Regions from separate parts of the Homo sapiens genome. Here regions 1 and 2 are each linked to region 3. A link is a loop called in an ENCODE intact Hi-C map of the cell type or tissue named here. Cell type or tissue: GM12878. All regions are shown on one strand.

Region 1 (8,000 bases), 53 kb before region 3:
TTCAGAACTTTCATGTTCTGCTTCCCTTTTAAAACTGAATGCCTTTAACAGCACCCAAGTCAACTCTTGAATGCTTTGCTGCTTAGAAATTTCTTCCACCAGATACCCTAAATCATCCCTCTCAAGGTCAAAGTTCCACAAATCTAGGATATGGGCAAAATGCCACCAGTCTCTTTGCTAAAACATAACAAGAATCACCTTTGCTCCAGTTCTCAACAAGTTCCTCATTTCCTTCTGAGACCACCTCAGCCTGGACTTTATTGTCCATATCGCTATCAGCATTTTGTTTAAAGCCATTCAACAAGTCTTCAGGAAGTTCTAAACTTTCCCACATTTTCCTTTCTTCTTCTGGGCACTCCTGTTAGTTCCAAAGTTGTTTCTACATTTTCAGGTATCTTTTCAGCAGTGCCCCAACTCTATTGGTACCAATTTACTGTATTAGGCTGTTTTCATGCTACTGATAAAGACATACCCGAGACTGGGCAATTTACAAAAGAAAGAGGCTTAATGGGGAACTCACAGTTCTACATGGCTGGGGAGGCCTCAGAATCATGGTGAAAGGCAAGGAGGAGCAAGTCACATCTTACATGGATGGCAGCACGCAAAGAGAGTTTGTCTAGGGAAACTCCCCTTTTTAAAACCATCAGATCTTGTGAGACTTATTCGCTATTACAAGAACAGCACAAGAACGACCTGCCCCCATGATTCAGTTACCTCCTACCAGATCCATCCCACAACATGTGGGAATTCAAGATGAGATCTGGGTGGGGACACAGCCAATCCGTATCACTGCTTCAATTTCAGAACTTGTTATTCGCCTGTTCAGTGACTCAATTTCTTCCTGGTTCACTCTTGGGAGGGTGTATGCATCCATGAATTTATCCATTTCTACTGGATTTTCTAGTTTTTGTGCATAGAGGTGTTTATACTATTCTCTGATGGTTGTTTGCAATTTTGTGGGGTCAGTGGTTACCATTTCTGCTCAAGTTTATTTGATTCATTTGTCTTTTCATCTTTATTACTCTAGCTAGTGGTCTATCTACTTTATTAATTTTTTTCAAGAAACCAGCTCCTGGACTCGTTGATTTTTTGAAAGGTATTTTGTGTCTCTATCTCCTTCATTTCAGCTCTGATCTTGGTTATTTCTTGTCTCCTGCTAGCTTTGGGGTTTGTTTGCTCTTGTTTCTCTAGTTTGTTTCATTGTGATTTAGCTTGTTAACTTGTGATCTTTCTAGCTTTTTGATGTGGGCATTTAGTGTTATAAATTTCCCTTTTAACAGTGCTTTAGCTGCATCCCAGAAATTCTGCTACATTGTCTCTTTGTTCTCATTAGTTTCAAAAAACTTCTTGATTTCTGCCTTAATCCCATTATTTACCTAAGAGTAACTCAGGATCCGGTTGTTCAATTTCCAAGTACTTGTGTAGTTTTGAGTGAATTTCTTAATTTTGAGTTCTAATTTGGTTGTGCTGTTGTCTGAGGGACTGTTTGTTACAATTTCAATTCTTTTGCATTTGCTTAGGAGTGTTTTACTTCTGATTTATGTGATCAATTTTAGAGTGAGTGTCATGTGGGGATGAGAAGAATGTATACTCTGTTGTTTCTGGGTGGAGAGTTCTGTATATATCTATCAGGTCCACTTGATCCAGAGCTGGGTTCAAGTCCTAAATATCTTTGTGAATTTTTTGCTTTGATGATCTGTCTAATATTGTCAGCAGGGTGTTAAAGTCTCCCATTATTATTGTATGGGAGTCTAAGTCTCTTTGAAAGTCTCTAAGAACCTGCTTTATGAACCTGCATGCTCCTGTATTGGGTGCATATGTATTTAGGATTGTTAGCACTTCTTGAATTGAACCCTTTACCACTACATAATGCCCTTCTTTGTCTTTTTTGATATTTGTTGGTTTAAAGTCTATTTGTCAGAAACTAGGATTGCAACCCCTGCTTTTTTCTGTTTTCCATTTGCTTGGTAAATTTTCCTCCATTCCTTTATTTTAAGCCTATGTGTGTGTCTTTGCACATGAGATGGCAGCATACCATGAATCTTGGCTCATTATCCAGCTTGCCATTGTGTCTTTTAATGGGGACACTAAGCCCATTTACATCTAAGGTTAGTATTGTTACGTGGGAATTTGATCCTGTCAACATGATAGCTGGTTATTTTGCAGATTTGTTTATGTGGTTGCTTCAATGTTACTGGGCTGTGTACTTCAGATACACTGTACTTCAGTGTGTTTTTGTAGTGGCTGGTAATGGTATTTCCTTTCCATATTTAGTGCTTCCTTCAGAAGTGCTTGCAAGGCAAGCCTCGTGGTGATGAGTTCCCTCAGCATTTGCTTGTCTGAAAATTATCTTATTTCTTTTCACTTTTGAAGGTTAGTTTGGCCAGATATGAAATTCAGGATTGGGGAAATTCTTTTCTTAAGAATGTTGAATTTGTTTCCCAATCTCTTCTGGCTTGTAGGGTTTCTGCTGGGAGTTCTGCTGCTAGTCTGATGGGCTTCCCTTTGTATGCGAACTGGCCTTGCCCTCTGGCTGCCCTTAACATTTTCTCTTTCATTTTGACCTTGGAGAATCTGACGATTATGTGCCTTGGCATTGATCGTCTCATGGAGTATCTTATTGGGGTTGTCTGCATTTCCTGAATTTAAATGTTGGCCTGGCTTACTAGGTTGGGGAATTTCTCCTGGATGCTATCCTGAAATATGTTTTCCAACTTGGTTCCATCTCCCGGTCTCTTTCAGGTACCTCAGTCAGTTGTAAGTTCAGTCTCTTTCCATAATCCCCATATTTCTTGGAGGTTTTGTTCATTCCTTTTTTTCCCTCTATTCTTGTCTGCCTTTCTTATTTTGGAAAGATAGTCTTCAAGCTCTGAGATTCTTTCCTCCACTTGGTCTATTCTGTTACTGATACTTTTTTTTTTTTTTGTGAGATAGTGTCTCACTCTGTCACCCAGGCTACAGTGCAGTGGTGTGATCTCATCTCATGGCAACCACTGCCTCCCAGGTTTAAGCGATTCCCCTGCCTTAGCCTCCCAAGTAACTGGAACTACGTAAGCGCATCAGCATGCCCGGCTAATTTTTGTATTTTTAGTAGAGACAGGGTTTCACCATGTTGGCCAGTCTGGTCTGAAACTCCTGAGCTCAAGTGATCCACATGCTTTGGCCTCCCAAAGTGCTGAGATTATAGGTGTTAGCCACTGTAACTGGCCTGCTATTGATACCTGTGATTGCATTGTGAAGTTCTCATGTTGTGTTTTTCACCTCCATCAGTTCAGTTACGTTCTTCTTTAAACTGGCTATTTTGGCTATCAGGTCCTGTATTGTTTTATCATGATTCTTAGCTTCTTTGCTTTGGGTTACAACATGCTCCTTTAGCTCAGCAAAGTTCGTTATTACCCACCTTCTGAAGCCTACTTGTCAGTTTAGTCATCTCAGTCTCAGTCCCATTTTGTGCCATTGCTGGAGAGCTGTTGTGGTCATGTGGAAGCAACTAGGCACTCTGGCTTTTTGAGTTTTCAGTATTTTTGCATTGATTATTTCTCACTTTTGTGGGTTTATCTACCTTTGATCTTTCAGATTGCTCATCTTTGAGTTGGGTTTTTGTGGGGTCCTTTTTGTTTATGTTATTGTTGTTTTCTCTTTGTTTTTTTTTTTAACAGTCAGGCTATTCTTCCATAGGGCTGCTGTGGTTTTCTGAGGGTCCACTCCAGACCCTAGTTGCCTTGTCTTTTCCCATACCAAGGTTACCACCAGTGAAGGCCATGAAACAGCAAAAATGTCAGCCTGTTCTTTCCTCTGGAATCTCCATCCCAGGGGGGTACTGACCTGTTGCCAGCCTGAACTGCACCTGTAGGAGGAGGCTGGAGACCCCTGTTGGGAGGTCTCATCCAGTCAGGAGTAACAGGATCAGGGACCCACTTAGAAAAACAGTCTGGCTGCTTTCTAGTAGTGCAGCTGTGCTGCGTTGTGGGAGACCCTTCCTTGTCCAGGCTGTCTGGACTCTCCAGAGCTGGCAGGTTGGAACTGCTGAGTTGCCTAAACCACAGAGATGTTGGCCACCCCTCCCACTGGGGACTCGGTCCTTCTCAGGCAGACTCAAGCCTGCTGCTGCTGACTGGCTGGAATTTGCCATTAGGTCTTAATTTGTGAGACACTGTGGAAGGGGGGCCTGCAGAACATGCTGCTTGGCTTCCGGGATTCAGTTCCCTTCCTAGGGATGGATCTCCCACCTTGCTGAGAATCCTGGGGGTGGAGTATGCAAAACTCCTGGGTCTCTGTGTGTGCCTGAGTGGCTGCTCTGCTGGGACTCCACACAGCTCTGTTTATTGGACCCAGTACCCTGGTGGCATGCGCTTATGAGGGGATCTCCTAATCTGCTGGTTGCAAAGATCCGTGGGAGGGGTGTGGTTTCCTGGGCAGGACTGCACAATCACTCACCGCTTCCCTTGGCTGGGGTGGGGGGACTGTTGGCTTCATGCCACTCCCGGATGGGCCATCACCCCACCCTGCTTTTTTTCCATTCTCTGCAGGTCAAGCTGTTTGCCTAGTCAGTAATGTGAGAACCTGGATATTTCAGCTGAGGGTGCTGAACTCACTTGCCACTTTCACTCCTCTCCACGAGTGCTGCAGACCACAGCTGCTTTTAATCAGCCATCCTGGCCCTCTCTCCCCACAGATAATTCTTTAATTAAAATTTTGCTAAGTACTCTGAGGGAAAAGTTCAAGGTGAAGAAACAGCATAATGGGAGAATCTAATAGCATAAGGCGTCAGGGAAAGTCCTGTGTGATAAAGAGACATTTAAGTTGAGTCATAAAAGATAAGTAGAAAGTAGCCTGATAAAATGGGTGGGAGTGATCAGTGAGGTGAAAGGAATAGATCATCGAAGACTGTGAAGGCAGAAGGACTCTGGTGCATTCTAGGAACTGAGATAAAGTTCTGCCAAAGGATTGTTAGCCTGGAAGTGAATGACTGGAGAATCCTAATGATATATTTAGTACAGCACCTGGTTCAAAGGGGATGCAAAGTAATCCCCTTATGGACAGAAGCCCCTTAATAACAGCCTGGACTAGATTAAATGCAGCTGCCACGTCTTCCCTTTTCTTCCTTTGGTTAGTCTTTGTTCAGCTATATCCTGAAAAGTACTCCATACACATTTTATTTGGATATTACAACTTTCTCCCAGATGGCAAATAACAAATCAATCAGATATTAAGGGACCAGGGCCTGTCTGCATTGTTCTTTCAGACATGTTCTATCTTCTGGAAGGGACTGTGTATGGAAACATACAGACTGCCTGATTAACATCTAGATAAGGACATAGCTGAATCTAAACTGCTTTTGCTAACAAATATGAAAGCATGTAATGTTGGCTGGAATGGCCAGTTGAGAATGGCTAAATGGCACATGAAAGAGAAGGCTATGAGAAAGCTGACAGCTCATGCAGCGTCCAAGCACAACCAGATGGTGGGTTTCTTGATGTCTTTGCTCCCAATATGAGGTAGTGTATTATTGGAATGTTTGAGTGACTTTGTAACCCTGTTCCCCTTTCTTTGGCCATAAAGCCATCATAAAATGATCCATTCTGTAGGTGTTTAATATCTTTGAAGAGGATCTTAACTAGCTGTAAGAATTAAGTCATCAATTTTAACACATATGTAAAGCACTTTATGTATTAAAAATCATCATCCCCATTTTATTAGGGGGAATGGCTTGTAGAGAGTGAGATTTATAGATCGGTTTTGGTATACGTCTCCTTCTAATTAATATAGTTTAAATAATGACTAATTTTGTAATAGTTTGCTGGTCTCAGACTCATCTACGTTCATCTTATTTATTTGGTAAGAGCCTGCAGTGCCTAGCACAGTGCTTTAGTTATGTGGAATTTCACCTCTCTGAAACAACAGTGAGGGCCAAGTATAAAACACAAAGTTCTCTGCCAAAATATTGCGATAAAGTGTGTTCATTTTTTGTTCATTCACTCATTCATTTGCCATGTAACTCTCAGATTTTCTCTGAGTTTGCTATAGAATGCTGGAAAACATTAAGAAGCAGTATATTATAGTGGTTAAGAGCACAGGCTCTGGGGCAAGGCTTCCTGGGCTCATATTCTGGCTCCACCACTTATTAGCTGTGTGACCTTGGCACAACAACTCTACCTTGTTGTATGTACCCTGCTCTCCTTATCTGTAAATCATGGACACAAAAATAATACTTACCTCAAAGGGCTATTGTGATAATTAAATGAGGTTTAAGTAATGATTAATGTAAATGAGGGGATAAGAATAGTGCCTGGTATACAGCAAGTGCTACGTAAGTGTTTATGTAAATTATTTCATTACAATGGTGAAAAAAGCACTACATCTTACTAAGTGATTTTTTTAATAACAAAAGGTTTTGATGTCTGAAGGGGTAAATAAACCTGAGCTACACCTAAAACTTGGCTATCCTGAATGAATCATGCCTTTAGAGCTTTTTTAAAAAAATGCTTTATTGAAGAGAAATTCACATTAACAGAAAATTGACCATTTCAAAGTGAACTATTCAATGGGACTTAGTACATTCATAATGTTGTGCAACTACCACCTCTATCTACTTTCAGACATTTCTATCACTCCAAAATAAAACCCCTTATCCATTAAGTAGCTTCTCCCCAATCTCTCAAGTCTCCAGTCCCTGGCAGCCACAAATCTCTTCTGTCTCTGTGGATTTGCCTATTCTGGATATTTCATAAAAGTGGAATCATACATTATGTGACCTTTTTTTGTCTGGCTTCTTTCACTGAGCATGTTTTGGAGGTTCCTCCACATTGTAGCAAGTGTCAGTACTGCATTCCTTCTTATGGCTGAATGCCATTCCATTGCAATACATACAAATGGCTGAGTGCTATTCCACTGTAATACATACATCATTTTTTAATCCATTCATTTGTTGATGAACACTTGGGCTGTTTTCACATTTTGGCTAATGTGAATTGTGCTGCTATGATTATGTATGTACATGCACTTGTTTGAATACCTGTTTTCCATTCTTTTGGGTATATACCTAGGAATGGAAATGTAGGGTTACATGGTAATTCTACATTTCACTTTCTGAGGAACTGCCACACTGTTTCCCCACAGCGGGTGAACGATTTTATGTTCCTACCAGTAATGTACAGGGGTTCCAATTTCTCTACATCCTTGCCAACCCTTATTCCCATCCTAGTGGGTATTAAGTGGTACCTCACTGTGATTTTAACTTGCATTTCCCTAATGGCTAATGATATTGAACATTTTTTCACGTGTTTGTCTACCATTTGGATATCTTATTTGAAGAAATGTCTATTCAAGTCCTTTGATTATTTTTAAATTGAGTTGTTTGTCTTTTTGTTGTTGAGTTTTAAGAGTTCTTTATACAGTCATCCCTTGGTATCCACAAGGGATTGGTTCCTAGGACTCTACACAGATACCAAAATCTGCAGATGCTCAAGTCCCTTATGTAAAACAGCACAGTATTTACATATAACCTATGCACATCTTCCAGTATACCTTAAATCATCTCTATATTACCTACAATACCTAATACAATGAAAATGCTAGGAAATAGTTATACACACTGTTTATTTGTATTACTTTTATTGTTATATTGTTTTTTTAATTTTTTTCCCCTGAATATTTTTCATCTGCACTTGGTTGAAAATCTGTGAATGGGGAAGCTGCAGATATGGAGGGTGGGCTGACTATATTCCGGGTACTAGAATATACTAGAATGTTTTCTCTCTATATATTCATATATAAACCAGGATACATATCGTATCAGATATATGATTTGCAAATATTTTCTCACATGCTGTAGGTTTTCTCTTCACTTTCTTGATGGTGTTCTTTGATACACAAAAGTTTTACATTTTGATGAAGTACAATTTATCTATTTTTAAAAACTTTGTTGCTGTGCTTTTGGTATCATATCTAATACTATTGACAATGCAAGGTCATGAAGATTTACCTTTTTTTCTCTAAGA
Region 2 (8,000 bases), 78 kb before region 3:
TGACAAACATCACACTGCAATCTTTCTAAAAATCCAGTCCAGGTGCCATAGGATCCAAATCCCCCCTCCCCCCTCAGCATGTATTAAAAACACAGATACTAGGGCCCAACATCAGAGATACATACAAGACGTATAGAATTAGGATCTCGGCAGTATCACAGTACTTTTAATAAGTCCCCCCAAGTAATTTTTATACTCACCATCATTTGAGAACCACCACCACAAAGTTTTTCTTTAAAAAAAAAAAGAAAGGGCCGGGCGCGGTGGCTCACGCCTGTAATCCCAGCACTTTGGGAGGCCGAGGCGGGTGGATCATGAGGTCAGGAGATCGAGACCATCCTGGCTAACAAGGTGAAACCCCGTCTCTACTAAAAATACAAAAAATTAGCCAGGCGCGGTGGCGGGCGCCTGTAGTCCCAGCTACTCGGGAGGCTGAGGCAGGAGAATGGCGTGAACCCGGGAAGCGGAGCTTGCAGTGAGCCGAGATTGCGCCACTGCAGTCCGCAGTCCGGCCTGGGCGACAGAGCGAGACTCCGTCTCAAAAAAAAAAAAAAAAAAAAAAAAAAAAAAGAAAAAAGGAAAAGCTACTAAAAAATACATCTTATTTTCTCTTTAAGGAAATAATTTAAATATAATTATTCAACTCAACCTAACAAATATTTAACTGAGTACTCTCTCAGGCATTTCCTAGAGGCCGTCAGTGACACAAAATGGAGAATGGAGAGGCGGATAAGACCAGTAAACAGGTCACCAATGTAAGGCAGGCCAGTGGCAATGAAGAATAAGTGACCCCTTCATGGACCCTGAATGATGGATACAATTTCAAGAATAAGAGATGTAGGATGCCCTAGGCAGAAGAAAGTACCAGAGTAAAGGCATGGAAGAAGGGAAGGGCAGGGTGTACCTGGGAGTCAGGAAGTGGCTGGTTTAGCTGGAAGGAGAGGCTAGGGTCATACTGAAAAGAGCCTTAAAATGTGAAGAGCCTATTCTAAATTTGGTAGGCAACAAGGAATCCCTGAAGGTTTTAGAGAGAAAGAGAGCAAAACAGTGTCACCTTCAGGATAGGGCAGGTGTGCTCACCAAATCCTGCTGCCTTCCCTTCTGCACACACAGCTAAATTACATTTCTGAGCATACCCTGTCGTTATATGGGCCGCATGACTGAATTCCGACTTTTCTTTTTTTTTTTTTTTTGAGACAGTCTTGCTTTTGTCACACGAGCTGGAGTGCAGTGGCATGTTCTTGGCTCACTGCAACCGCCGCCTCCTGGGTTCAAGCGATTCTCATGCCTCAGCCCCCTGAGTAGCTGGGACTAGAGGTACACGCCACCATGCCCAGCTAAGTTTTGTATTTTTAGTAGGATGGGGTTTCACCCTGTCGGCCAGGCTGGTCTCGAACTCCTGACCTCAAGTGATCCACCTGACTCAGCTTCCCAAAGTGTTGGGATTATGGGTGTGAGCCACCGCACCTGGCCCCATAGGATTGAATTCTGGCTAATGAACTGTGAGAAGTTTCAGCCATTTCCTGGCCCCCAAAACTCCCAGCAGAATCCCCCATGCTCTCTATTCCCTCGCCTCCTGACTAGATGCAGAAGATCTTGTGGAGGACTTTCAGGGCTCCAGGGAAGCCACTAGATGCAGGTCCCTGAATGACGACATAAAAGGCTTCCCAAGGAACTCCTGATTGGACTACAACTGAGGGGTTCTTTGTGACTGCAATTAGCCTCCTCTGACTAACAGGGCAGGTGAGGGTGATAGCCTTTAACTGAAAACACTGCCCATTACCTAGAAAGCCTTCTGCTGTGACCCACCTGTAAGACAGGACCAACTTAAACATTACAATGATGGTCCCAAGTAAGTCCACATTTGCCCACCAGTCCTGGACATATATAAGCTACTGGCCACTTCCTGCCTGACCTACTCCCTGCAAAAATTCCTCTAGCTAGCTAGTTGGTCTCATTAGCCTCTGCTGTAGAGCTATAATTTTACATGTAGGGGGATTAAAAACCACTCCTATGCATCAGTCTTAAAAAAAAAAAGACACATGGGTTTGTGAAAATATACCATACTCAGCAAGATCCAGATATTTAGGTCTGAGTGGAAGTAGTGTGTGTATGTATGGGTGTGTTTTGGGTCTGTTTTTGTGTTTGTAATAGATAAATCTGAAGATAAAGGCAAGGGCTAGATTGCTGAAGTGAACTGAAAGAATTTTTGCTGAACAGGAGACATGAGGTAGATGTTGAAGTCGTGAGGAGGTAAAAACCATGTCATTTTTCTTGAAATTCTGGAAGCCCTATTAGGTAGGAGAGAAATTCCATTTGTCTAAAGGGCAGAATCAGAACTAATGAGAAGAATTTACTTCAGGAAGCTTTTAGTCCAACACAAGGGTTATCTTTCTCTAAATATGTCTGGCTGTTGAGGTGATAAATTTTTTGTCATTTTGAAGGCATTTGAGCAGAAGTCTGGAGAGCTATGCTGGATGCTGTAAGGCAGGTGCTCAAGCAGAAGTCTGGATAGCTATGCTGGATGCTGTAAGGCAGCTGTTCAAGCAGAATTCCGGATTCCTATTCTGGATACTGTCAGGCAGGTCCTCAGGCAGAAGTCTGGATAGCTATTCTGGATGCTGTCAGGCAGGTCCTCAAGCAGAAGTCTGGATAGCTGTGCTGGATGCTGTAAGGCGGGTGCTCAAGCAGAAGTCTGGATAGCCATTCTGGATGCTGTAAGGCGGGTGCTCAAGCAGAAGTCTGCATAGCTATTCTGGATGCTGTAAGGCAGGTGCTCAAGCAGAAGTCTGGATAGCTATTCTGGATGCTGTAAGGCAGATGTTCAAGCAGAAGTCTGGATAGCCATTCTGGATGCTGTAAGGCGGGTGCTCAAGCAGAAGTCTGGATAGCTATTCTGGATGCTGTAAGGCAAGTGCTCAAGCAGAAGTCTGGATAGCTGTGCTGGATGCTGTAAGGCAGGTGCTCAAGCAGAAGTCTGGATAGCTATGCTGGATGCTGTAAGGCAGCTGTTCAAGCAGAATTCCGGATAGCTATTCTGGATGCTGTCAGGCAGGTGCTCAAGCAGAAGTCTGGATAGCCATTCTGGATGCTGTAAGGCAGGTGCTCAAGCAGAAGTCTGGACCAGCTATGCTGGATGCTGTCAGGCAGGTGTTCAAGCAGAAGTCTGGATCAGCTATGCTGGATGGTATAAGGCGGGTGCTCAAGCAGAAGTCTGGATAGCTATGGTGGATGCTGTCAGGCAGGTGTTCAAGCAGAAGTCTGGATAGCTATTCTGGATGTTGTCAGGCAGGTGTTCAAGCAGAAGTCTGGATAGTTATGCTGGATGCTGTCAGGCAGGTGCTCAAGTAGAAGTCTGGATAGCTATTCTGGATGCAGTTAGGCAGGTGTTGAAGCAGAAGTCTGGATAGCTGTTCTAGATGTTGTCAGGCAGGCGTTCAAGCTGAAGTCTGGATAGCTGTTCTGGATGCTGTCAGGCAGGTGTTGAAGCAGAAGTCTGGATAGCTGTTCTAGATGTTGTCAGGCAGGTGTTGAAGCAGAAGTCTGGATAGCTGTTCTAGATGTTGTCAGGCAGGTGTTCAAGCAGAAGTCTGGATAGCTGTTCTGGATGCTGTAAGGCAGGTGTTGAAGCAGAAGTCTGGATAGCTATTCTGGATGCCGTAAGGCAGATTCAGACATCAGGTGACTCCTTAATTTATATCTCTTAGCCTTGTCCTCTCTTCTGAGCTCCACTCCTTATATCCAGTAGCCTCTTTACCAGCTCCTCTTCAGTGTCTGAAAGGCACTTCAAACTGGAAACCTGGTCTAATGAATGGGACCACAATCCATCTGGTTTGAAAAGTCAGAATCTAGGTGTCATGCTTGACACCTTCCCCTGATCTCTCCATATCCCATCCATGTCCACTTCCTTCCATCTCCTCCACCAGCACTGACATCCTCTTCCTCCTGGATGATGACAAAGCCTTACTGTGTGACTTACTGTGTCCACGCTGGTGCCCCATGCCATCCCTCCTCCAAAATGCAGCCAGAGAGGTTTTATACAAACATAAATCTAATTGAGTCATTTCCTTTCCTTCACTTAAAGTTCTTCAGTGGCTTCTCTGCTGCTCTCAGGAGTAAGATGAAGGCTCTTAACATTGCCCGCAAAACCCTGCATGTTCTGACATGTCTGAGTATCTTACACCTCTCGTTTTCTGCCCTCTCGGTAGACGGGCCTTCTCAGTTCTTCCTGCCTACTAGAGTGTTTGTGTATGCTGTTCATGGCAAGAAGGCTTTTCCTTTCCCTCTTGACCTTTATGCCTCAGTTCACATATCATTTCCTCAGACAAGTCTTTGCAGACCTTTCTGATTAGGGTAAGTTCCTCCAATATAGGCTCTTCCATAAATTTTCCCTCATAGAACTTGTCAGAATTGAACTTTTACACATGTCCATGGGATTCTCTAATTAATGTGTGCTTCAGTAGACATAAACTCAGTGGCCTGCTTCTGTCACCCTGAACTGCCAGCACCTAGCCCAGTGCTTGACACAGAATAGGCACATAATAGTTCCTTGCTGAGCAAAATGAATGATTCATTAAATGAAATGAGTCAGAAGGGAAGTTGGATTAAATGACTCAAAAATGTCTAACTATGGTTTGAAGTTCATTTTAAGAGAAATCTACCTGGGAGTTCTATGTGTGAATCAAAAAGGAAGACTAGGCAGGTCTGGGCAACTCCAGGACGTGAGGGATGAGAGAGAAGGGATAACAATGAACAAAACGTTGATGTTCTCATAAATGATGATGCTCTCAACAGTAGCAGTGCTATGGCACTGCAGTCAGATGCTATTTGGATTACACATGAAATTTCCTAGTGTCACCAAATAGACTTGGTTATGTGTGCATATGTATTTTTTTTTACCAGCTATTTATATTCAACTGGAGTCAACAAAACAGTCTCTCACGATTGACAATAGGAAGAAATGACATTCACATTCCAGAGCAATTGGAAAAATCTATTATAGTCAATATTTGTGCCTTTTGTGACTAAGTAGAACAAATTCTAGACTATTCATTTGGTTCTCAAATGTTGATTTTTTCAGAGAAAAATGGGTGCGGAGAGTAATGAAGGGCTCTGTGGGACATGGTGTGGGCCTGGGAGGGATTTCTGTACCAGCACGTGGCCTTTCTTCCCTCTTCCAATCCTGGGAGCTCAATGTTCAGCTAAGGGCCATTTTTCTGTTCAAATATTTTACAAGAACAATTTCCTGATGTTTTTTCATATTCTTTCTCTATAAGGAAGTTTCCCCTCAATCGATGTAAGTTCTTTTGTAGAAAGACCATTAATTTGGCACAGTAGGTACCTCCATCAGCTGAGCCCAGCTTAGCCTATTGTAGATAATGGATAAATCTCACCAAATTATGGAAAATTAAAAATTAAAAAGAACTTTTGTGGGGAGGGAGTATTTTAGAAATCATACACAGTTCCAACTAAAATTTGACAAAATGAACATATTAACCAGTTCATAGTTATTAACAAAATTAAAACTAAATACTTCAAATTTCTTAGAGGAATCTCTTGCTTAGTAGTGGACACCCAGTGTCTATTAAAGATACACCCACACCCGATATGCTATTATTCCCAAATCACAGAAAACAGACATTCTATATTTCATAATCCTATCTACTATAGAATTTATTTAAAGAGTAATCTACCACAGTATATTTAAATTAATGTTTATTTTTAAAAATTTTGCACATTTGGTACACTTTATTTTTCACAAAGCAAAGTATACCAATATTCCACTATTTAGTATCTCTTTAATAGACCTCGTTAAACTTGTTATTATAATGAACACACCAATTCTTAAGTCCTGCTTCACTTTAAAAAATCTGTGTATAATCATATTAATTGTCACAATTATCTCTATAAACACGTATTGTGCTATGCATCTACCATAATCGGGTCCTAATTAACACCTACTAAGAAAAGTAATTTAGAACTTTGGTTTCTAAAATAAAAAGTAGATGAGACAAAGTTTCCATAATGAGAAAAATCTTAATAAAAGAAAACTACAAGCAGAAATGCATGCTTTTGAATTCTAAAAGGAGCTCTTTTAAGAGCTGATATCAATATGCATAATATAAGGTTAAAAATCAAGATTAGATTAAAGTCATGTTCTAGGCATTTCATTTCCTTGAGTTTGTGGAAAATGAACTTGGTGTAGGTCAGAGATGTTACCACTAATTATTTTCCTATTTTACTGAGGGGTACATGCCTTTGTAGTTAGATTGTAAAACCTGAGGGTCTACTCTCTAATTGTCTTTTAGAAAAATAAACATTCATTTTTGTCTCAAGATACAATGTTCTAATTATTATAGTCATTTAAATTTGCACGGTTTTCAAAGCTTAACCAGAAAAACCTGTTGAATTTTCATATCTAATCACTGAGGGGTCATGCTCAAGACTTACATCTATTATCTAACAATCAAATTAGAATTAAAGCTGGTACCAAAAGTCCAAACTTGGATTACTTTTCATTGTAGTATATGTGCATTGCTATTAAGAATGTAACAAATACAAAAAAGGCTGATCTTGTACAGCAGTATTATTTTAGAAAAGGTACTTAACCTTTCTAAGCCTCACCTCTTCATCCGTAAGACTGGGATAATCGTAGTACTGAAGTCATGGCATTTTTGTTAGAGCACATGAAACAATGCATGTAACATGTTAAACACTGTGCCCAGTAGGGAGTAATGCTATTAATACCTAGTAAATATGCTATTAACACCTTCCACCGTGAATAGTATTTAACAGTTTAGTAAGTCTGTTCACAGTCATTTATTCCTTCCTTCATCCACACTTTGAGCAGTGACCAGGCATTTAGTCGGGCATGTATTGCTCTAGTACTGTGTAAGACAGGGAGTAAGGTGGACACAGCCACCTCCTTCAAAGAGCTCACAGTCTGACGGGCAGACAGATGTTAAAGCAAATAATTTATAAATAACTACATGATTATAGCTGTGATAAGAGCTATGAAGGAACAGTCTGAAAGGTTCTAAGTGTGTTTAACAGGAGCTTCATATCTAGTCTTTGGGGTCAGAGAAATAATGTTCAACTTGAGACTTAAAGGATGATGGATATCAGGATACATGCTCAATCTTTCTGCAATTTCCAATCACCTGTGTGGTGTTATGATTTCATGACTGCAGAAGAAGAAACTGAGGCTTGCAATGTTTAGAGATCTGTCCATGCTCTGAGCGGGGGCTCAGAAGCCAAGCACCCCAATGCCTCTTTGTGTGTGTGTGTGTTTTAAATTACATATGATGATGCCCTCTGTGGATCAGGAGGACATTGAAGCAGGTTCTTCCCATATTTTCCAATTCTTCCACTTACTTCCTATGCAATTTTGTAAAGCTACTTAACTAAAAATTTTTGTTTTGCTACCTGAAAAACTGGGTTTATTAATGATTGTATAGATAAGTATTGAAACTGCACGAATATGATAATTAAGTGCATGTGATGAGGACTAATGGGGTTTATGAGGAATCCAACACAGAACATAATACCATAATATCCATTTTCAGATGGAAAAAAAATAGTGCTGTGGGGACTGGGGAGGGCATGGAAAAGGGAGCAGGGCAAATTGAAGTGGCTTCAGTGCCAGGCAGGTAACACATACGTGGCAAGCAGGCACATGCAGAATGTAGGGGAACTGTGGCTAATTTGAGAGTGCAAGCCCAATGTAAACTATTTTAATTAAAAACTTTCTTAGACCTGTTGGAGGACTGTCAGTCTGTAAACCCAGAAAACACAACGAAAAGAAAAGCAAATAGGCAAATGACTAAAGCAGGAAGGGCCCTAGGCAATTAAAATGTCTTCAACTTTTGCAAATAATTAAAACCAGAACGTAGCCTTACCTCATTAATAAAAAGTTTAAGACACTTTTTGAAAGGCAATAAAATAATATTAAAAACTAAAATTAGATCTCTTTCTCCTCTGAACTGGAGTAGGACCTTAGA
Region 3 (8,000 bases):
ATTCCAGTTTTGTCACTTGGTAGTAATGTTCTAATTGAGTTTAAAAGGGTTACTAGCGTTTGTTGAACCAGCCTTGCATCCCAGGGATGAAGCCCACTTGATCATGGTGGATAAGCTTTTTGATGTGCTGCTGGATTCGGTTTGCCCGTATTTTATTGAGGATTTTTGCATCGATGTTCATCAGGGATATTGGTCTAAAATTCTCTTTTTTTGTTGTGTCTCTGCCCAGCTTTGGTATCAGGATGATGCTGGCCTCTTAAAATGAGTTAGGGAGGATTCCCTCTTTTTCTATTGATTGGAATAGTTTCAGAAGGAATGGTACCAGCTCCTCTTTGTACCTCTGGTAGAATTCGGCTGTGAATCCTTCTGGTCCTGGACTTTTTTTGGTTGGTAAGCTATTAATTATTGCCTCAATTTCAGAACCTGTTATTGGTCTATTCAGAGATTCAACTTCTTCCTGGTTTAGTCTTGGGAGGGTGTATGTGTCGAGGAATTTATCCATTTCTTCTAGATTTTCTAGTTTATTTGCGTAGAGGTGTTTATAGTATTCTCTGATGGTAGTTTGTATTTCTGTGGGATTGGTGGTGATATCCCCTTTATCATTTTTTATTGTGTCTATTTGATTCTTCTCTCTTCTTTATTAGTCTTGCTAGAGGTCTATCAATTTTGTTGATCTTTTCAAAAAACCAGCTCCTGGATTCATCGATTTTTTGAAGGTTTTTTTTGTCTCTATTTCCTTCAGTTCTGCTCTGATCTTAGTTATTTCTTGCCTTCTGCTGGCTTTTGAATGTGTTTGCTCTTGCTTCTCTAGTTCTTTTAATTGTGATGTTACGGTGTCAATTTTAGATCTTTCCTGCTTTCACTTGTGGGCATTTAGAGCTATAAATTTCCCTCTACACACTGCTTTGAATGCGTCCCAGAGATTCTGGTATGTTGTGTCTTTGTTCTCGTTGGTTTCAAAGAACATCTTTATTTCTGCCTTCATTTCGTTATGTATCCAGTAGTCATTCAGGAGCAGGTTGTTCAGTTTCCATGTAGTTGAGGTTTTGAGTGAGTTTCTTAATCCTGAGTTATAGTTTGATTGCACAATCCAGCATATAAACAGAACCAATGACAAAAACCATATGATTATCTCAATAGATGCAGAAAAGGCCTTTGACAAAATTCAAAAACCCTTCATGCTAAAAACTCTCAATAAAAAATTAGGTTTTGATGGGATGTATCTCAAAATAATAAGAGCTATCTATGACAAACCCACAGCCAGTATCATACTGAATGGGCAAAAACTGGAAGCATTCCCTTTGAAAACTCGCACAAGACAGGGATGCCCTCTCTCACCACTCCTATTCAACATAGTGTTGGAAGTTCTGGCCAGGGCAATTAGGCAGGAGAAGGAAATAAAGGGCATTCAATTAGGAAAAGAGGGAGTCCAGTTGTCCCTGTTTGCAGATGACATGATTGTATATCTAGAAAACCCCATCGTCTCAGCCCAAAATCTCCTTAAGCTGATAGGCAACTTCAGCAAAGTCTCAGGATACAAAATCAATGTGCAAAAATCACAAGCATTCTTATACACCAATAACAGACAAACGGAGAGCCAAATCATGAGTGAACTCCCATTCACAATTGCTTCAAAGAGAAGAAAATACCTAGGATCCAACTTACAAGGACCTCTTCAAGGAGAACTACAAACCACTGCTCAACAAAATAAAAGAGGATACAAACAAATGGAAGAACATTCCATGCTCATGGGTAGGAAGAATCAATATTGTGAAAATGGCCATACTGCCCAAGGTAATTTATATATTCAATGCCAACCCCATCAAGCTACCAATGACTTTCTTCACAGAATTGGAAAAAACTACTTTAAAGTTCATATGGAACCAAAAAAGAGCCTGCATTGCCAAGTCAATCCTAAGCCAAAAGAACAAAGCTGGAGGCATCATGCTACCTGACTTCAAACTACACTACAAGGCTACAGTAACCAAAACAGCATGGTACTGGTATCAAAACAGAGATATAGACCAATGGAACAGAACAGAACTCTCAGAAATAACACCGCATATCTACAACCATCTGATCTTTGACAAACCTGAGAAAAACAAGAAATAGGGAAACGATTCCCTATTTAACAAATGGTGCTGGGAAAACTGGCTAGCCATATGTAGAAAGCTGAAGCTGGATCTCTTCCTTACAGCTCATACAAAAATTAATTCAAGATGGATTAAGGACTTAAATGTTAGACCTAAAACCATAAAAACCCTAGAAGAAAACCTAGGCATTACCATTCAGGACATAGGCATGGGCAAGGACTTCATGTCTAAAACACCAAAAGCAATGGCAACAAAAGCCAAAATTGACAAATGGGATCTAATTAAACTAAAAGCTTCTGCACAGCAAAAGAAACTACCATCAGAGTGAACAGGCAACCTACAAAATGGGAGAAAATTTTTGCAATCTACTCATCTGACAAAGGGCTAATATCCAGAATCTACAATGAACTCAAACAAATTTACAAGAAAAAAACAACCCCATCAACAAGTGGGTGAAGGATATGAACAGACACTTCTCAAAAGAAGACATTTATGCAGCCAAAAGACACATGAAAAAATGCTCATCATCACTGGCCATCAGAGAAATGCAAATCAAAACCACAATGAGATACCATCTCACACCAGTTAGAATGGTGATCATTAAAAAGTTAGAAAACAACAGGTGCTGGAGAGGATGTGGAGAAATAGGAACACTTTTACACTGTTGGTGGGACTGTAAACTAGTTCAACCATTGTGGAAGTCAGTATGGCGATTCCTCAGGGATCTAGGACTAGAAATACCATTTGACCCAGCCATCCCATTACTGGGTATATACCCAAAGGATTAGAAATCATGCTGCTATAAAGACACATGCACACGTATGTTTATTGCAGCACTATTCACAATAGCAAAGACTTGGAGCCAAGCCAAATGTCCAACAATGATAGACTGGATTAAGAAAATGTGGCACATATACACCATGGAATACTATGCAGCCATAAAAAATGAAGAGTTCATGTCATTTGTAGGGACATGGATGAAGCTGGAAACCATCATTCTCAGCAAACTATTGCAGGGACAAAAAACCAAACACCTCATGTTCTCACTCATAGGTGGGAATTGAACAATGAGATCACATGGACACAGGAAGGGGAACATCACACACCGGGGCCTGTTGTGGGGTGGGGGGAGAGGGGAGGGATAACATTAGGAGATACACCTAATGTTAAATGACGAGTTACTGGGTGCAGCACACCAACATGGCACATGTATACATATGTAACAAACCTGCACGTTGTGCACATGTACCCTAAAACTTAAAGTATAATAATAAAAAAAAGGGTTACTAGAATTTGGTGTTCCAAAGCTCACTTTAGAGTTTAGATAAGTTCCTCATGTTAACTTCCACAAAAACGTCTGAGTGCCCCGAAAGGCTGGGCAATTTGCAAAGTTCCTAGTGGACACATATAAAACATGATGGTTAGGGGGTAGGGTAGGGATGGAATTTCTGGAAATTTGGGAGGAAAACCATTTATTACAAATTCATCATCAGCGTTGAGTTCATTGTAGTTTTCAAGTAGTGCTATTCTTAGTTTTCAGTGATACGTTATTACAGTAGTCCCCCTCATCTGTGGTTTCATGTTCCAGTGGTTTCAGTTACTCAGGATCCAAAAATATTAAGTGGAAAATACCAGAAATAAATAATTCATAAGTTTTAAATTGCATGCTGCTCTGAGTAGTGTGATAAAATTTCTCATCATCCTACTCCATCCCACCCTGGATGTGAATTCTCCCTTTTTCCAGTCTCCACACTGTAGATGCCACCCACCTGTTAGTCATTTAGCAGCTGTCTTGGGTGATCAGATTGACTGTCACCGTATTGCAGTGCTTGTATTCAAGTAACCATCATCAACTTGGGTGGCTGTGGATTGTTCATTGAACCCTGTGGAATTCTGGCCTTTAATTTTCTATTAACTAAAACATAAGTGGCTCATAGATGCCTATGTAATCCTCTCTCTATCAATGTCCCAACCTCCTTACTGGAAAGTGGGAATGGGTGGGGTTGCAGGCTATGACATCTTTTATTCTGCTCCAGTGAGTCTTGATTTAAAAAAAAAAGTGTGGGCGTCAGGCTGTTATATATAAACTCTTCTACTAGCCTGTAAGCACCCCAGGGAACTGAGATCACATCCTGCTTATCACAGTACTCTCACAGAGCTAGGTTCAGGGGTTTATAATTAATTAGGAAATATTTGCTAAGTGGCCTTTTTTGAAGCCCTACCAGAGTTACATATTGGCTCATCTTCTTATTGAGCACCTACTTGCTCTCAAGTCTGGACGTAGATACTGGGGATTTCACAGTGAAAAAAACAAGGTCTCCAGCTTGTTCTAATGGAGAAGATAGTAATAAATAAACTAGTCCACATATAGTATGTCAATTCCCAATAAGGACTATGGAATAAAAATAAAGGATGAAAAAGTGATACAGACTGATAGGGGTGGGAAGTATTATTTTAGAAAGGGTAGTTAGGGAAGGCCTCTCACATAAGGCAACGTTTAAGCTGAGTTGAGCGAAGTAGAGGTAGGAACCATGCACACATCTAGGGGAAAAGCATGCAAGACAGAAGACTGTGTGAAAAGCCAAAAGAAAGATTCACTCCTCTGCTATAGTGTATCTTTCAACGTAATCCAACACATTTATTAAGAGGTGGGTCCTCTAGACTGCAAAACTCAATAGGAATCAAATGCTAGGCTCACAGCATGAGGTTTATCTTCACAGAACTCAGATTTTGGTTTGCACAAAATAGTTCTCAGTTAAGTCTAATCATTATGGCTCCGATGTCTGGAAGAATTTCTAAATGATCATGTGCCCAGCTTAAGACAGAGATATTAGGACTAAGCCATCCATATGGTGATGAGGGCTTATGCTACTGTCTTTGCAAAAATAAATATGCAAACCTTCCCCTATCTCATAATCAAGAATAGTTGGCTTTGGGGGGAAAACAAAATCATGTGCAAAGCTTAAATGGTTCTAAAAGCAAGCTGAATTGCTACTTTAAAAAAATTAAAATTAGTCATTCATGAGAGAGAGAATATAAATGCATATGTGTGACTACTTAAAAGCTTCATTACACTTATGTGCTTTTTTGGGGGCAATTTAGTTGCTGCAAGGAGGCTGCTTGTAAAACAGCTCTTCACTTGTAATACAGGCTTGATTTTCACCATCAAAAACCTCCTGTAACCTAACAAAGAAGAAAGAGACAAGTAACACTAGCATTACTCCTCTTGTACTTAAGGATTCATTTTTAAAAAACACCATATATGAGTTAATACATTGTTACATACGTAAGTGAGCATTCACAGCTAAGGGTCAGCAATGTGATAGAAAAAGTAATGAGACTATGTTGAGAGAAAATGGGGTAGTTGACGGGAAAATCAACCTCATTTATAATAATATTCTAGTGATCAGCAGGTTTATAACTCAGCTATGGTCATTAACAGCATTCATTTCAAACTTAACATCTACATTTGCAAACCACTTGAAAGTAAAATTACTTTTCAATTCAATTTTCAATTTGCTTTTAGAGCTTCATCTTTGATTGACAGTTTTTTTCCACAATGGCAGCTCCATGAGAATTTGAGTAAATGGTAGCACCCATCCAAGAGTGTAGATAAACTCATTTATTCAGATTACCTATTCACCTTTCTTCTGTATGTACAATCATTTACAATCATTTGCAAATGCTCACTTCAGGTTAGAGTGAACTTGTAAAACTGATCTCAGACTTCTGATGATTTGATTCATTTATAGAATCATCTGTTCTTTAAGCCAAAATGGTTTTTATTTTTCCTCATCATGACCTAAAAATTACAAAATTAGGATGCACATTTTCAGTGATGGTATCAAATAGCTCTAGGTACAGTTACAAGGAAATAGTGAGATTGCAAAATAGCCTGTTTAAATATGTAAAACGTTTCGATATATATTATATGGCTGTGTACTGAGTTTAACGGCCAATAGAAGATGGTTCTGTGGCCTCCCTTACACATTCATTCTAATGTTGCATGATTAGTATAGGGAATTTCATTCCATTAGTTTTCCCTTCTGCTGAAGTTTAAATTCACTGAAGATTCTTCTGTCTTTAAAAGAGAAGAGAAGCAATTCTGAACCCAAGACACTTTAGTGTGCTTATTAAAATACACTGTAGCTCATTTCTTTTTTTAATGGTTAACATTCTTTACAATGCATATTTTACACCTATGATTTTAAATTAATAACTGGCACTCTTGGAACCTTTCTTTGAATACCATTTGATTCCCTTTTTAAAAACAGCTTTATTTCAGAATTCACCACTATATAATTCATTAAGGTAGCAAAAAACCACTTGTACCCAAAAAACTATTGAAATAAAAACTAAAAAAAAAAAACTTTACTGAGGTATAATTTACATGCCACAAAATTTACCATATTTTGTGTAAAATTCAATGATTTTTAGTATATTTAAGGACTTATGCAACCATCACCAGAGTCCAACTGTAGAACAATCCCATCATCTCAAAAAGATCCCTTAGACCAAGAAGGGCAGAACAAAAGGCTCCACTGATCATCCCCTCTGCAAGTACACCAATTTAACAACTATACACAGAAAAAAACACCTTCATAAGAACCAAAAAATTAGGTGAGCACTCACAGTACCTGGTTTTAACTTCATATTGCTGAAAAAAGCACTAAAGAGGTAGGAAAAACATCTTAAATCACTGATGCCACCCCTCCCCCATGTTCGGTTGTGGCAGCACGGTGCAGACAGTATTTCTGTGTGTCAGGTAGAGGAACAGCCAGCAATTGTGAGGCATTTAACTCAGTGTTGCCTTTGTTATAGAAGAAAGCAAAACCAGACCAAACTCAGCTGATGCCCACCCACAGAGGGAGCATTTAAACCAGCCCTAGCCAGAGGCAAATCACTGATCCCAGCAATTAAAACTTAAGTTCCTGCAAGCCTAGCCACCATGGACTAAAGTGCTCTGGGGCCCCAAATAAACTTCAACAGCAGTCTAGGCCACAAAGTCTGCAACTCCTAGGCAAGTCCTAGTGCTGAACTGGTCTCAGAGGCAGTGAACTGGGGGGGCATGTGACCTCTTGAGACACCAGCTGGAATAGCTAAGGGCATGCTGGTATCACTCCTCTGACCCCAGGCTGCACAGTTTGTAGCTCCTTTTCTTCTGCTTGAGGAAGACTGGGGAGGATTCTGTCTTGCACCTTGGATACCAGCTCAGCAGCAGTAGGATAGGGCAACAGTCAGAGGCATGAGGCCCCCTTTCCAGGCCCTGGCTCCTGGATGACCTTTCTAGACACACTCTGGGCCAGAAGGGAACCCACTGCCTTGGAGGAAAGATTCAGTATGGGCAGGATTCTTCACCAGCTAACTGAAGAGTCCTTTGGCACTGAATAACCAGCAGTGATACCAACATACTACACTGAGGGCCTAAGACTTGCTGACTTCACATGAGAGTCAGTATATTCCCAGTTGTAGTGGCTATGGGGTGAGACTTCTTCTGCTTGAGAAAAATGAAAGGAAAAGTAATGGGATTTCGTCTTGTATCTTAGGTACCAGGTTGGCTACAAGGGGGAAGAGCACCAAGCATGTTCTTGGGGCCCACAATTCCAGGACTTGGCTCTTGGAAGGCATTTCTGAATCTTCCCTAGGCCAGAGGGGAGCCCATTTTCCTGGAGGGTGAGTCCCAGACCAGGCAGCACTCACCACAAGCTGAATAAAGAGCACCTGGGCCTTAAGGGAACATCAGCAGCAGTCTAGCAGTACTCCCAGTGGGCATGAGGTGGCTGTAGCCACAGGGCAAGACACCTCTGCCTTTGGAAAGGGGAGAGAAGAGTGGGAAAGACTACATCTTGTGGTTTGAGTGCCTTCTCAGCTGCAATACAATAGAACACCAGGTAGACAGCTAAGGTT

Evidence for each region. Peaks named below come from ENCODE experiments on the same cell type or tissue, not always from the same donor. Only the 100,000 strongest peaks of a DNase experiment are listed, where the experiment ranks them.
Region 1: it touches region 3 in a loop (2.7-fold over the local background); 2 of 110 quality-filtered maps call a loop at or near these places.
Region 2: it touches region 3 in a loop (2.4-fold over the local background); 2 of 110 quality-filtered maps call a loop at or near these places.

Annotation. Positions count from the first base shown.
Region 1 is chr3:58,895,266-58,903,265 of GRCh38, forward strand. The region is part of intron 6 of CFAP20DC (CFAP20 domain containing); the gene reads right to left. The region is part of intron 1 of CFAP20DC-AS1 (CFAP20DC antisense RNA 1); the gene reads left to right. Among named protein-coding and RNA genes, the nearest start is that of CFAP20DC-AS1, 75 kb to the left of the region's middle. RefSeq lists enhancers at 3,628-4,129, 4,301-4,540. In GM12878, no CTCF peak of the experiment used is centred here; a DNase peak (open chromatin) is centred at 4,456.
Region 2 is chr3:58,870,355-58,878,354 of GRCh38, forward strand. All of the region lies in intron 7 of CFAP20DC (CFAP20 domain containing), which reads right to left. The region is part of intron 1 of CFAP20DC-AS1 (CFAP20DC antisense RNA 1); the gene reads left to right. Among named protein-coding and RNA genes, the nearest start is that of CFAP20DC-AS1, 50 kb to the left of the region's middle. RefSeq lists an enhancer at 3,751-4,950. In GM12878, no CTCF peak of the experiment used is centred here; DNase peaks (open chromatin) are centred at 4,317 and 4,397; H3K27ac peaks cover 1,007 bases.
Region 3 is chr3:58,948,546-58,956,545 of GRCh38, forward strand. The region is part of intron 4 of CFAP20DC (CFAP20 domain containing); the gene reads right to left. The region is part of intron 1 of CFAP20DC-AS1 (CFAP20DC antisense RNA 1); the gene reads left to right. Among named protein-coding and RNA genes, the nearest start is that of CFAP20DC, 97 kb to the right of the region's middle. RefSeq lists an enhancer at 6,612-7,211. In GM12878, no CTCF peak of the experiment used is centred here; DNase peaks (open chromatin) are centred at 3,722 and 4,196.